3 separate regions of the Homo sapiens genome follow, and regions 1 and 3 are each linked to region 2. Evidence: chromatin contacts called from ENCODE Hi-C or POLR2A ChIA-PET data. All regions are on one chromosome and are shown on one strand. The core of a region is the stretch at or near the end of the contact, and the rest is flanking DNA. Distances in the headings are between cores, read along the strand shown.

Evidence for each region. A loop is a pair of places that touch in the nucleus more often than their neighbours do. ChIA-PET counts read pairs that join two places held with the same protein, here RNA polymerase II (POLR2A). Pooled maps may share reads with other maps.
Region 1: a map of naive thymus-derived CD4-positive, alpha-beta T cell shows a loop between it and region 2 (4-fold over the local background). The contact joins the enhancer-like site here to the promoter of SCDAL in region 2. A Hi-C loop is called at or near these places in 7 of 168 maps with a recorded cell type or tissue (Caco-2, GM12878, PC-9 and 4 more), 14 of 37 single-sample maps with no recorded cell type and 14 of 50 pooled maps. POLR2A ChIA-PET finds 5 or more read pairs at or near these places in 5 of 52 experiments (AG04449, BJ, GM12878 and 2 more).
Region 3: a loop to region 2 is called in a map of GM12878, with 2.6 times the contacts of the local background. The contact joins the enhancer-like site here to the promoter of SCDAL in region 2. A Hi-C loop is called at or near these places in 1 of 168 maps with a recorded cell type or tissue (GM12878), 9 of 37 single-sample maps with no recorded cell type and 5 of 50 pooled maps. POLR2A ChIA-PET finds 5 or more read pairs at or near these places in 1 of 52 experiments (H1).

Annotation. Positions count from the first base shown.
Region 1 is chr15:96,055,255-96,060,258 of GRCh38, reverse strand. The region is part of intron 1 of LOC112268156 (a long non-coding RNA gene); the gene reads right to left. Among named protein-coding and RNA genes, the nearest start is that of NR2F2-AS1, 270 kb to the left of the region's middle. Within about 2 kb of position 1,723, at least 3 of the 41 ENCODE cell types and tissues checked have a DNase peak (open chromatin) inside an H3K27ac peak, as active enhancers do; they include GM12878, where a contact is called at or near this core.
Region 2 is chr15:96,341,145-96,345,918 of GRCh38, reverse strand. SCDAL (stem cell derived angiogenic lncRNA) reads right to left here and starts at 3,022. Exons shown (of 2, transcript NR_198964.1): 1 at 2,921-3,022; 2 at 275-1,354. RefSeq lists enhancers at 3,519-4,038, 4,039-4,559, 4,560-4,774.
Region 3 is chr15:95,970,099-95,974,682 of GRCh38, reverse strand. No RefSeq gene overlaps it. Among named protein-coding and RNA genes, the nearest start is that of NR2F2-AS1, 350 kb to the left of the region's middle. Within about 2 kb of position 2,507, at least 4 of the 41 ENCODE cell types and tissues checked have a DNase peak (open chromatin) inside an H3K27ac peak, as active enhancers do; they include GM12878, where a contact is called at or near this core.

The DNA.
Region 1 (5,004 bases), core at 474-2,973, 280 kb after region 2:
TCTCCTTGGAAAGCCCTTGTGTGAAAATGCTATAGAACATTGCACCTCCCCCATTCTCATCAACCCATGACCTCCTAAATTTGTTCCCAGGTCTTCTTTTTGCCCTGCAAGATTACAAGCTGCACGGGGGACAGCACTTTGTTTTGTTCAGTAAAGCATCTGAGTGATGCTGGATGTATTTGTTGAAGTGATACATAGACACCTGCACACATTTGAAAGTTTATGTGCTCCCTTCACCTGCTCCTGGTACTCCCCCTCACTTAGACTGCCTTGTAGAAATGGACCCAGGAGATCCTTCTTCCTACTGCACATCTTCTCACAGTACTAGAAAAGCAAGAGGAACGAAGAGCACAAGGGCAGCCTGTGAAAGTCTCCAACCTCCTTACTTCCTCACAGCTTGCTCTCCTGGACCCTTCCACGAGGCTCCAGTGGGTGTGGATGAGTGTTCTATCCAGGACAAGGATTGTGTCTAGCTGGGGAGCACTGGAGGTTCCCTTCTCTGTGAGATGCCTGGCTAATGATACTTCAGCACCGCAAAATAAAAAGCCTGTGCTCAGATCCCAGTGAATTTATCTGCCTCTTCTTGGACTTTTTGCAATATCATTTATGTTGGAAAAGATGATTTAAAGCCACCATCTAGCATAATGTTTACCTCCCAAGGGTTGGAAATGGAGGGTTGTTAAGTCCTCCAGACAAGGTGATGTTCAACTGCTGCTCTTCTGGGAGGGGATGTCATTTAGTGGACTGCACGGTGCTGATGTAAACTGCATCCTGGGAGCCCAAAAGCCTTCAGTACCTCTCTACTGACCTGGGGTTTACCTTGTCTTCTCTGGGATAGGCTGGAAATTTGATCTTCTCACTTCCTTAAATTATATAGCTAAATTTTTCTTGAATTACTTGTGTTAGTGGAAAGACTACAGGCTTTGGAATCAGGTAGAACTGGGTTTGAATCATGGCCACATTACTTCCTAGCCACTCGACCTTGGGCAGGTTATTTAATTTCCCTTGATCCTCTCTTTCTTCCCCTAAGTTAGAGGGGTCATAATATGTCTTCTGTCTTTGGGTTTGGGTGTTGATACAATGAAATAGTAGATGAAAAGCACCATACTGCTCTAATGCGGATAGACAAAAAGCATATACTCTGGCCTGGCTTAAATCCTACCTCTCTCTGTGGGGGTATTAATAATAAGTTTCCTTGTTGTTGTTTTTGAGACAGGGTCTCACTCTGTTGCCCGGGCTGGAGTGTAGTGGCACAATCAAAGCTCACTGCAGCCTTGACCTCCCAGGCTCAAGTGATCCTCCTGCCTCAGCCTCCTAAATAACAAGGACTATAGGCATGCACCACCATGCAAGGCTAATTTTTTATTATTTTGTAGAGACTGGGATCTCCCTATGGCACCCAGGCTGGACTTGAACTCCTGGGCTAAAGTGATCCTCTGGCCTCAGCCTCCCAAAGTTCTGAGATTACAGGCCGGAGCCGCCTTGACCAGCAATAATTATTTTTGGTACAAATCACACATGACTACATTTTACTGAATTTCTTTTTTTTCCCACTAGCCTGGCACTGTGAGTACTTTGTCTTTCCCCATTTAGCTTAGTGGGGCAAAGAAAGTAACCAGTGATGGTAATAATGGATACTGCTCACGTCTTCATGGAAATCCCCTTGTAACCAAATAACTTCCTTCCAGCCGCATGTGTGAGCTAAATTTACTGAGTAAAAGAAGAACTAAGAATGAAGCAAGATGGGAGGAGATTCTGCCTTTGGATATTGAAAATCTTGACCTGGAAGAGTCTGAAACAAAAATTCAGCATTTAACTCTTCATTTTGAGAGAATTTACCCTGGCCGGCATTCAGAATCATATTGATATACTTCTACTAAACATCAACACATCTGAAGACCCCTAATCCAAAATGATCACCTAATGTAAATGAAAGACACCAGACAAAGCTTACTTCATTTTGATAAATAAGGACACCCTCAGTCATTAAAGGTTAATTTGAAATTGAAAAAGAAAAGCCTTTCCCCACCTCCCCGTGTTTCAGAGTCTGTACGAAGAATGATCATGTTTACTGTGTTCTTTAACTGGTTGTGTTCTCTTTTTACGTGAAATCTTCTCTGCTTGCTCTTCTGCCAGCCAGTGCAGTGAGGCAAGGGAAACACACACAGGCTTAGGGGAGCTGGACCTGGGTTCAAGTCATGACCCTGACACTTAATAGATGTGTGACACCACCTACCTTCACTCATGTCGCAGCTTAGGAAACTGAGGCCCAGAGAAGTTAATACTGGTCTTGGGAAAGTCTTCAAGGGATGGCCGGGCACGGTGGCTCATGCCTGTAATCCCAGCACTTTGGAAGGCTGAGGTGGGCAGATCACGAGGTCAGGAGTTCAAGACCAGCCTGACCAACATGGTGAAACCCCGTCTCTACTAAAAATACAAAAATTAGCTGGGAGTGGTGGCTGGCGCCAGTAATCTCAGCTACTCAGGAGGCTGAGGCAGGAGAATTGCTTGAACAGGAGGTGGAGGTTGTGGTGAGTGTTGTGAGCCAAGATTGCGCCACTGCATTCCAGCCTGGGCAACAGAGCAAGACTCCATCTCAAAGAAAAAAAAAAGTCTACAGGGTATTAAACCAGATAATAGATAATGTCTATAAAAGGTCTTGGTTGTAAGAGACTCCAAATAAATAGCTGCTGCTATTATTATTACTGCTCTTATCTACTCTTCTTCTTTCAGAAAACAATTGTGGAGGGTGTCACTCTCTGCCTCTCTAAATATTAAGAAGCTAAGCAATGTAAACAGTCTAGTTCTAATACACTGTGCCGAGAACTGTGGATGCGCCAGAAATTAGAGATTTTAGTAATTTATTGTTTTTAAGTGTTCTTGCGGGGTACATCAACATAGCTTTAGCTTGGTAAACAGGTTGGTTAACTTGTTTAACTCCCCAATCTTTATTCGTGGTTACTGCCATCCCTTGGACTTCTGACTTCAACTTGCTGTTTTCCACTTTCATACTTTTATATAGAAAATGTTCTCCTTTTGGCCAGGCACGGTGGCTCATGCCTGTAATCCCAGCACTTTGGGAGGCCAAGGCAGGCGAATCACCTGAGGTCGGGAGGTCGAGACCAGCCTGACTAACATGGAGAAACCCCGTCTCTACTAAAAATACAAAATGAGCCAGGCGTGGTGGCACATGCCTGTAATCCCAGCTACTAGGGAGGCTGAGGCAGGATAATCGCTTGAATCTGGGAGGCAGAGGTTGCGGTGAGCCGAGATTGCGCCATTGCACTCCAGCCTGGGCAACAAGAGTGAAACTCCGTCCCCCCCAAAAAAAAAAAAAAGAAAAAGGAAATGTCCTCCTTTTTCAGGCAGTTCAGGTTCTTTATCTACAGATACTGAAATCTAATCTTCTGAAGATAGTTTTCCGTGATGTAATCATTGTTCCTGTACAGTGGTTGTCAACTGGGGGTGGTTTTGCCTTGTAGGGGACATTTTTGGTTGTCACAAAGGAGAGAGGGCATTGCTTATGGCATCTCATGGGTGGAGGCTAGAGAAACTGCCAAGCATCCTGCAGTGCATAGGACAGCCCCCCAACAAAGAATCATCCATCTTCCAACTTTAGTAGTGTGGCGGTCGAGAAGTCCCCAGCTAGAGTGACCCCAGACTTTTTCAAGCAACCTCAGACATTTTGGGGAATGAAAAAAAACCACTCTTAACAATTAATCGGAGACAGCAAGTGTAAACTGGGACTATTACTGGCACACAGGGATTTATGGCCCGTGTCTTGAGTTCCTTTTCTTTTGCATTGCTGAGATATTGCCCCAAAGCATATTATTAATTTGCCTTCTTGACTTGCTTATAGCTGTTCTCACCAATTAGACTCTTACGTAGCCCAAACCAGGCGGTGTGGCTTCTGCAACCTCCCCTTCTCCTTCTAGTGCCGTATACAGAGCGCCTACTTGATAAATCTTCTTGATTGACTGTGCTTATTTATAATCTCTGTTCACAACTGGGTCCTTGACAAAACCTACTATAAACTTTTCAACCATCAATTATATGATACATCAAAAAATGTGGGTGAAATGATGGAGAAGAATTCAACAAGTACCATTGCTCATGATGTAGAGAAGATTCTACCTCTTATGATGTATAATTTGATGAAATATACTAAGCAAGGTACAATCCCCTTAATTGGTACTCATTTAAATTACTCATGTTTACTGTAAATGTTCTTCTGCACAAGATGTGTTTCTATTGAATTAGATAAAATTTTATTGTTGAAAGAGTGGTTTATACGTGTGAAATCAACAAAAATATATCAAGTTCTCCAAATTCTGCCCAGGATATGATAGATGCACAATACGTATTAGTTCCTTTTGCCTCCCCATTACATAGGACACTTTAAACATAATTTTAAGCCATTTAATTTGGTTTCATATGTTTTTGAAATATTGATCTGAGGGGATATTAAAGTTACTGAGTGGCTAAAATTGGTTGGTATGCTAGGGTTCTCACATAAGCAAGTACCACAGCCTGGATGGCTTCAACAACAGAAATTTATTGTTTTGCAGTTCTGGAGGATATAAGTCAACATTTAAGGTGTCGACAGGGCTGGTTCCTTCTGATGGCTGTGAGGAAGGGATCCTCTCCAGACCTCTGTCCTTGACTTGAAGATGGTGGCTTTCTCCCTACATCTCTTTATATCATCAATGCATGCATATCTCTGTTTCTAAATTTCCCCTTTTTAAGAAAACAGCAATCATATTGGATTAGGGTCCACGTTGGTGAACTTATTTTAAATTGATTACCTCTGCCAAGAGCCTATCTCCAAATAAACTCTCATAACTGGGGGGTTAGAAATTCAACATGTGAATTTTGGGGGAACACAGTTCAACCCATAACAATTGGTAGTTAACAAATTGCCATAAACAGATTATAAGCTGAATTAAAATTTTGTAGAGAGAATAATTCTACCATACCTTACTATATATAAAGAGAAAGTTGTGG
Region 2 (4,774 bases), core at 1,773-4,272:
TGCAGCCAAGTTCGCGGCCGCCATCAAGCTGGCGGCTGCGCGCGTCTCGGGCCGTGCCCTGGCGTGGCCACGCGGGCCGGCTGCAGGCGGAGATCTGTAAAAATCCACGTGAGCCGCCCCCTCCTCCTGCTGCCCGCGGCCCCTGACACTGCAGCATTGAAGCCTGCCCGGAGGTCCCCGAGGTCTCCGAGTGTGACAGTACTCAGCATAGCGGGTAGATGGCACAATTTTCTAACATTTAGAGAGAGGAACCCACGCTGGGAGCAATAAGTCCATTTAAAAGCCCTTTATTTAAAAGGAACAAAGATAACTGACAAGCGAAGTACAGAGACATCTCAATGAAATTTCCAAAGAAGAAAGAGAAATCAGAGGCTAAAGCAAATGCGAACTGGGCTTGATGGAACAGGCCAGCACTTTCCTCCCCCTCAAAAGGAGAGCAGATAAAAGACAAAAAGAAAGAGGTGGTGGTCATTGGGTCTGTGCGGTAAGGATCACAGACCAAACCAAATTCTAAAAGTCCACAGCCACTAAACTTTAAAATGGCCGGGTGGCCTCGGTGGGGGAAGGTGAAGGAGAAGCTAGATCAGTTTGGGGGAAAGAGATATGGAAGTTTTGCCCCTGCCTTGGAGGCTCTTCCCCAACCTTTGATAACAGGTATCTCTGCTTTGGCTTGGGGTCTAGGGAGCCCCAGGAGGATGGGCAGGCAAGGCATTCGTTCTGGGCACATCTGAGCCCTTCCAAGGGGCTGGGCACCACAGGCTTCTGTCCTACAGCCACGTTTCCTACAATGGGGCCCAGGGCTGGGCCGAGTCAGCCACGATCCCAGACACTAAGATTTGGTCAAAAGCAGGGCACTTAAGCTCACACTCAGAGACTTGGGTACAATTGTGCCCCTTCCAAACTAAGAAGGGCACGATGGCACCCACTGATGTCTCCTGGCAACGCCAAGACAGCCCACACTTCATCTTGTGCTCTGGCACCGCCACCACCCTCTCCCTCCCCACCAAACCTACACGCCAGATCGATCCCCCTTGCCAGGAGAGCCTCAAGCTGAGAGGAGGAAACAGAGGAGGGGGCGAGAGGCCAAGGGATCCGTGAGGCCACCTCTCTGGTCATCCGGGCCGGCCTCTGGCCCCCAGCGACCCTGGCCAAGCAGGACCAGCGGTGGGAAGGGGCACGGCAGCTATCGTCCGCAGGGGGTCAAATGATTGCATTTGGGTGGGTGCTCGCCGACATATTTGCTGAGTAAACCTCCCTCGCTGGGCTGAAGGCGAATCCCCGTTGATAAATCCATCATTACCGTTCGGATTCAGGGAGGCAGCCGCGCCACTAAATTCATCTTACATTCGTAGCGCTTTAATAGACATTTATGAAATGCTTTTAGAGAGAGGCATGGGGTGCGTGATTACATCCTAGTTATAGACAGAACATAAAGACCCACGTTAACACCCATTTGCAGGAAGGAAGGAAAAGGTGGGGAGGGGGTGGTAAGGCAGAGAGATGAAGTGAGGAGAGGCAAGGAGAGATGGGGCGGGCAGGGGCACGGTGTCTAGGCGTTATTAACGAGGGCTGCCTGGCGGGAGCCTCGGAAAGTGACAGGCTGCGGAGAGAAGTACTCGCTCCCCTCGCAGTTCCTGGGGCTTCCCTTCCCTTGCCCCCCACCCACAATCCCCCCGTGGTGGGCTCGTATTCTCTCTGCCAGGGAACAAGGGACGCCGCACTGCCTCCGCCGACCCTTCTGTCCCTCCAACCCCCACTGCTTCTTCACTTTATTCCAGGCCTCTCCAACTTCGACCCTTTGGAGTGGCCAAACCAGAAAGAGAAGGGAGGGAGTCCCCGCATGCCGAGGACCCCAAGAACTCCTTTAAAGCATCCTCTTCACCCCACCTCACCCCCAACCCAGAGAGCAACAGAGCTGGGCCAGGTTCCTGCAGCAGAAAGCAGACGCCCAGGCCACCGGGCGGAGTACATCTGCTTGCTCAGAGGGTTCCTTGGCCTGGCAGTCTTTGCGGAAGGACCCCCTGCTCTGCGCCAGGAGGAAGCCATGCCACTTTCGCGCCTTCCATCATCTCGTGCCTGGGAACTTGCCCTGGACTTGCCCCGCGCCCCCCGACCTCATCCTCAGGGAGCTGCTCCTGTAGGGATGCCTGGGCCTCCAAAGGGCCTAACGCCTTCCTGAGGGCCCCATTAGCTTCGCCTAGAAGCCCAGTCCCCGAGCTTTGCCGGCTCTGCGCGCGCTCTCACCGCGCCCTCGCTCCCCCGGGACGCAGCCACCGACCCGGGCCGGGACAGCAGCCGGCAGGACTCCGGGCCCTCCCTGGCTCTTGGTAAAGAACACTTCCGCTATCTCAAAGTTGCCATAAGAAAATAAATACAAGTGACATTGTACTGGGCCAAAGCTCATTAGTTCGTTGTCCAGGCCTAATAAAGGAACAGAAGCGCAAATTATAGAGTTCAGCTTCAACACACGCTCTGTCACCCGAGATCAGCGCACCGCGAGCCTGATTCCAATTGCTCCGAACTTGCAGCGCAGTTCGCCCCCCACCCCCTCCTCTCAAGCAGGAGGTTGGGTGGAAAAATATAGTTCCAAAGGGGGTAATGATCAAGCTTTTCCTCTCGGAAGCCTGCGCCACCTCATTTCCCATCAGTAATCCCAATAAAATTAACGTCGTGGCTGCAATTGAAAAGAGGAGGGCCCGCAACACTCCTGAAATAACACACTCTCCCCAGCAAAAGGTAAAAAGCAAAACGGCCCTTTGTTCAGCTAATTAACGAAGGCCCAACTCCGAAAGCAGATGTGTTTGCTTAGCTAATCACAAGCATGTTTCTTTCAAGGAACGTCATTTCGAGGGGGCCGCTCCGGGGGAGATGGGATAGAGGGACACCACCCCCCAGGCCCATTCTGCCTCGGGTCTCTCACCCCGGTCTAAGATCCAGAGGCTGAATCCAGGCAGCCCGTCTTTCACACCTTTCTTCCCCTCAGCCCTACCCCAGAGGCCCCATAGGCAGAGACTTCAGCGCTAGCCCCAAGGCCAAACCTGCAAGACACGAGGGGGAGAAAAATAAAAGTTTTAATGACACAGATGCCATATTAAATGAGGCAGTTTTACAATTCACTTTGAATAGGACGCTAACTTATTACAAGTGTGTTATCAGAAGGACGATAAGATTTACAACTCCAAGAGTCAGCTTTGCGCCTTAATGACAATGGATGTTAAGAGGAGGAAATCTGTTCTCTATTAGAGGAGATGAGAATCCCTTCCCGGGTTTGGGGGCATTTACAGAGGCCTCCAGGACAGATACCAAGCCCTTTGTGTCTCTGTATGAAAGATTCTCTCTTTCCCCTTTGGCTATGAAATAGGGTCTCCTTGTTGGGTTAGCACCTTGCTCAGCTTTTTACCGTGTGCTTGGGATAGAAAAAACAGAAGGAAAACGAGATAGAATTGGGGATGGAGATAGAGGTGGGGTGGGGAGCGGTTCTTAGCCCTCTGGTTCCTCCAGTAGTACTACTTCCCGGTCTTTCTTTACCATACAAAAAATAGCTTTCCCCTAAACCAACACAGTAAGCAAACTTTAAAAAACTGAGGTCCTATTACAAACCAACGCCCAGCACTAACTGCTTTAAAATTACTGCATAATTAGATTTAGTTGAATTTCACCATTAATTAGGCAGCCGCACTGCAGGGAGCCTTTGAAATCTGAGAAAATGGGAAAAATCATCTGAAGCACGTTTTTTAAGCCCAACTTCAATAAATCTTGACGAGGCCTGGAATTCAGAGAGTATCCCAGGCGGCTGAGGGAGAGGGTTGTCCAGGCCGGGGCTGGGGATGGAGCTGGACGTGGCGGGGCGATATCCCATCCGCCCGAGAAGGGAGCCTGGGCCCGGATCCACTATCTCTGCAGAGGCCCTCAGAAGACCCTCTCTAGGAGGCCAGGTCTGTCCCACGGCCGCCCTTGCCCACTCTCAAACCTATTAGAGAAAGAGGGTCCTCCGCTGCAGTCGCTCTCCTGCCAGGGGCACAGTCCACGCGGGCTCACACATTTCTAGGGTCTGCGACCACCCGCCTGGAACCGGCCCTCAGCCCCTGCTAGACCCTCCCACCCCCCAATCAACCCTCCGCCCGGAAAGCCTCCTTTCCCACAACTTGGGCGTGCAAAAGCAGCAAGTTCTGCCCAAGTCCAGCGGGGTTCGCATTCCGCCCTCCCCACCGCGCCCCAGCTCCGCTCGGGCCCGCGCAAACCCCGGCGCAGCCCCTGCATTAATGAGCGCGAGAACTGACCGAGGTCTGTAAAGACCGTCCTCTTCCCATCCCCCTATACCATTCAAACATTTAAGATCATTTGCGGATACAGACTTTTTATTTTTCTAATTTGGTTCTTGGAAGGAGAGGGGACAGGAAATCAACTCTCCTGAATATGGGAGGGGGAGGGGAGAAGGTACAGCGTTACCAATATTTTCCTTACGAATTCTGTTGCTTTAATTAAAGAACCGAGGACCGGACTCACTTGCCAGCAAGAGTTTAAAAAAGGGTTTTCTGCCTGCAGACGGAATGGCCTTTAGCGCCCCCCGCCCTCCTTTTTTTCTTTTTGGTAACCAATGTGTTTTCTATTACCCGGCCCTGCCGAGCCTGGCAGCCCGGCGCTCGCGGTGCAGTGGGAGACGCCATGTTGGCTCAGCTCATAGGACCAAGTCAAAAGCGAGATTCGAGGCAGAGTTTCACACGCTCGAGCTCCCCCTGACCGCCCCCCGCCCCCGCCCTCGCCCCCCCCGCCT
Region 3 (4,584 bases), core at 1,258-3,757, 370 kb after region 2:
AAGCAAAGAAGTTACTTTTTTTTTTTTGGAAGTGTTTGTGAAAATTCTTTTGTATAGCTACTTCCTCTTAGGGGTTGGTCTTTTGTGCTTCTTACTTAATTCCATGGCTGTCAGTTCTAACTAAGGATGCTCCCAGTAGTGATGCTGGTGTAAGAGACAGTGTCTGCTTCTTTGGAACAAATGAATTTTAAAGATCCTCGTGGAGCACCTTAATGTCCCTCTGCTCAATCTCTTAAGAACCCACTTTTGTATCTATTAAATCTATCAACAGCCCTGGTGTTTGCGGGGGACAGGCTCTGTTTTCTTGATAAATTCATGAACACACTTTATTGTTTGGCTTTTTCTTAATCTTAGGTATAGATTTTCCTAGAAAAAAAAACCTAGGATGGTTCTGCCTACCTCCTCCTTGCAAGACAGAAGTATCATCAGCGTGCTGTTTTCAGTTTTATTGGTAGATCTCTCACAATGTGCTCTAATCTTTGAAACTGGGAAGGGAAAAGGAACCTCCCTGCTGAATTCCCCTCACAGCCCCTCTGCTGCGGGGCCCTGAGGCTCTGGAACCAGGCAGGGGTCGGGGGAGCGCAGTCTTTAGCTGTGCTCCTGCCCACTCATTACTTCCTCTATGAACCACAGCAGAGTTATGCTTGGACAATTTGCCCTGTTGTTCTCCACTCTTCATTGCCTTTTGCACCAGTCAGAACAAAACGCTGAGTCTCCCATGGATCAGAAAGAAGGGGAAAAAGGGGGCTTATCCATTCTCACCCATACACACCACACACACACACACATACACACCACGCACACACACACGAAAATATAATGCCTGTTTTCAAGCACCAGTTATGTACTAAGCACTTTGTATATACTGTATGCAAATTTCTCTTCATCCTTATAAACTAGCTGTTAGTTATTATCTCCTTTGTGCTCATTTGATCACTGAGCTTCAAGGGCCATACAAGCAGGCTCAGCTGACCTGACAGGACCTTGGGCAGAGAGGGCTGTCAAGAAGGTCCCCAATTCAGCCTTCTGCTGCCTTCTACATCTTGCAGCACATTTGCCCCTTTGAGATAACTGAAATTTTTTGAGCCTTCTGCTACTTGAGAAGATATGCTCCCTGGAGTTTCTATCCTTTGCAAAATCCTGGGCAACCTTGTCCGTTCTTCTGTCTCCCAAATCTGGACCTAGAATCCCTAACATCTCACCTAAGCTCGTGATGGGCATATCCAGGGACTTCTAAATTCATCTTCTGGCTATTCATGAAGAGTTAGCATCCTCTTTGCCCCACTCCACCCGCAACACACATATACATTCTTTATCTGCTATTATTCCCTGACATTTAAGACAGAAACCAGGAGTCACCCTCAGTTCATCTCTCCCCTCTAGTCTCCCATCTAACTGATCAGTGTGTCTTGCAGGACTGACGAGGGCAAAGCTGGGCCTCAGTGCTCCCGATACTCAGGCCCCAGTGGCCTCTTTTTGGAACAATTGTTTTGGACTCTTTCACTGACTCCTCTGCCTTAGGTCTCACTGGCTTTGATCCCGCTTTTCTATGGTGGCCAGAGGGACCTTTCTAAGATGCAGAACTAACCAGACCACTCTCTAAACAGAAAATTAAGAAACCCTGCAGAGAGCAAGTCCAGGCCCAGTCCTGCAGCATTGAGGCCTGCCTCCTCTCCGTCGCACTTTTATCTTGCAGTCTGATCTCCAAGCCCCACTCCCTTTGGAATATGCTAGGGGCTCAAGTGGTGTGAATGTCCCCAACCTCCAGGCTGCTGGTCTAGTTGTATGAGATACTCTCATTGCGTACAGTGCCCATATCCTTACAGTTAAAGCCTGTTTAAGACAACCCTGCCTTTCCTGCCATAACCTCACACTGACTAGAGACACACGCAAATGGGCAGGCATGCGTGCCCCCCACCCTGCCAAACACAAGGCAAGCCAGGCGTGCTTCTCTTTAACCATTATAAAGATGAATTTGTCTGCCCTCTCTTTCTTTGAAGAAGTCATCTCCTTGAGGACAGGCATTGTGTCTCTCTTCCAGTTGTCTCCAGCCCCTTGCCCAGGCACCTCCAGGATCATATTTGTTGCGTGGTTGATTTGTCCACTGCCAGATGTTCAGGAGCATGTGTTTCTTTGTGGAAGCTCTGCACTGCCACAGCCTACTGTGGTGCAGAGTCAGTGACTAATAAATGCTGGAATGAGGAGAAGTCATCCCGGCCTCCTCACTTCTCCTTCTTCACAGAAGGACTTCGCTGGCTATTCAAGTCCTGCCCTTCCTCCAGCAGAAACGTTCCTCTCTAATCGCTCTGTTGCAGATAGGTTTTTCTCAGCAGCTGGATGGTTCTGGCTATCTTGAGTCAATTTTCATTCTTGCAACACAGAGGATTTTTGAAAACACTTTCAGAACTTGGGAGCAGCGAGAAGCAGACAGTGCATGATTGCATTGGGACTCAAGAGCAAACCTCAGCTTCCTGGCTGTGGCCATGTGCCAGGCACTGGCGCTAGTGAAGACAGAAAAGTCTTTTGAAGTGCTGCAGATTTAAACCAGGGAATCAGTTAACATCTCCCCAAGCAGCCAGTAGTGGGAACAAGAAGTGTATTTGATAATGGAGAGATGCTGGGAGAATGGCTGAGTCTGTGCTTCCCTTGTGATAAAGGATGCTACAGAGCAGAAATTAAAACGAGAGGACTAGGGGGTGGCAAAGCTGCTCTCATTACAAGAGCGGCAGGCATGGGGTTATTGTGTAGGAAGAAATCGGGCATGAGATTGGAGGGCCTTATGAAGGCTTGCACGGGTATTTCCTTGTTGGTACTTGTGATGGAAATCCAGTTGCTAGCAGAGTTGTAATAGAAAGTGCCTCTCCTGGATTCCTTGATTCCTCGTGATGAATTTTTAGGTAACCGTGAGGAAGAGAGCAGGCAGCACCAGCCCTGAGGGATGGGCACCCCTTTGCTTATGTTCTTCAATTTCATCATACTTTCCTTTCACAGTATCAGTACTGTTCGTGTGCGTGCGTCCATACAGGCAGCAGTGGAAAACGGAAAGCGTATGGACTTCAAGTTTGAATTCACACCAGAGTTGAAATACAGTTCTTTCTCATATGTGCAACACTAAACAAATTGTTTCACTTCTTTGAAGCTAAATGTCCTACTATGTTAAATAGAAAAACTATTACTGAACTCATAGGGTTATGATAAAGATAAAACAATATATTATGAATGCTCTCAGCTCTGGCCAAACTTGTCAACTGTAAATCTGAAGTTTTCATCATATGTTATTTGTATTTAGAATGCTTGGAGTTCTTAAACATCTTTCTAGCCTCTTTTCATCTGAATACAGGTACATTAAAAAAAAATACTGCCAGGGCCAGGCGCGATGGCTGACTCCTGTAATCCCGGCACTTTGGGAGGCCGAGGTGGGTGGATCACCTGAGGTCAGGAGTTCGAGACCAGCCTGGCCAACATGGGGAAACCCCGTCTGTACTAAAAATACAAAAATTAGCCACACGTGGTAGTTGGCGCCTGTAGTCTCAGCTACTCGGGAAGCTGAGGCAGGAGAATCGCTTGAACCTGGGAGACGGAGGTTGCATTGAGCCGAGATCGCGCCACTACACTCCAGCCTGGGTGACAAGAGCAAAACTCCATCTCAAAAAAAAAAAAAAAAAACGAGCAAAAAAACCCCAACAAACTGCCAGGTGTCCATGATTTACAACCAGAGATTACCACGAAGCCTTTTTATAACAGCCCAAGCAAATCAAATCCAATGTGATCATATTAAAATAAAATAATACATTTGTAGTATGGCCCAATAAGCTATCAGAGTGATGGAAACACTCCACAGATCTATTAGCTGTTGATTATTAGAATTATTAGTAAGTGGTTTAATGCATTAATGTAAAATTAAAACCATTTTCTTTATTTTTGGAGGGAAAATTTGACCAAAAAACCTATGAGGAAGTGTTCCATTACCATTTTGTACCAGCCTAACTGAAATGTCACTGCCTATGTCCACTGATTAAACAAATGCTGAAATGGAAGTAAGCAGTTTTCTTCTAATGATGTAGAAATTCCCCCCACGAATCCAGGTGTCACTGCCTAAAGATCAAGTGACTAATTGCAGTGGATACTAGTGGGCCAGGACCATAGCCTAGAAACGTCATGCTGCCAGGGCTCACATGACCTTAAGGGAAAGACCCAAGACTGTCACCAATAAGACTCACATGTTTGCAGATCTTAATGGAAAAACCATGTTCTAAACTAATTAATTCCCTGTTTGTATAATACAGTCACACTTAGCGTACTGTGTGCTCTTTGTAATCTAATTTCTGTTGAATTGCTTTTTACAATCTGCTCAAAATGTGTTTATAACAGAGAATCATTATAAGAATAACTTCTTTTCCCTTTCAGCTTTCCTCTGTTTCTCTCTCTCCTTCCTTCCCCCTTCCTTCCCTCCCTCCTCCCTTTCCTTCCCTTTTTTTCCTTTCCCTTCCCTTCGCTTCCTTCTTCCTTCTTTCCATATCTCCTCCCTACTCCTTCCTTCCTTCCTTCCTTCCATTTTTCTTTCTTTCTCAACTTTAAAATGTG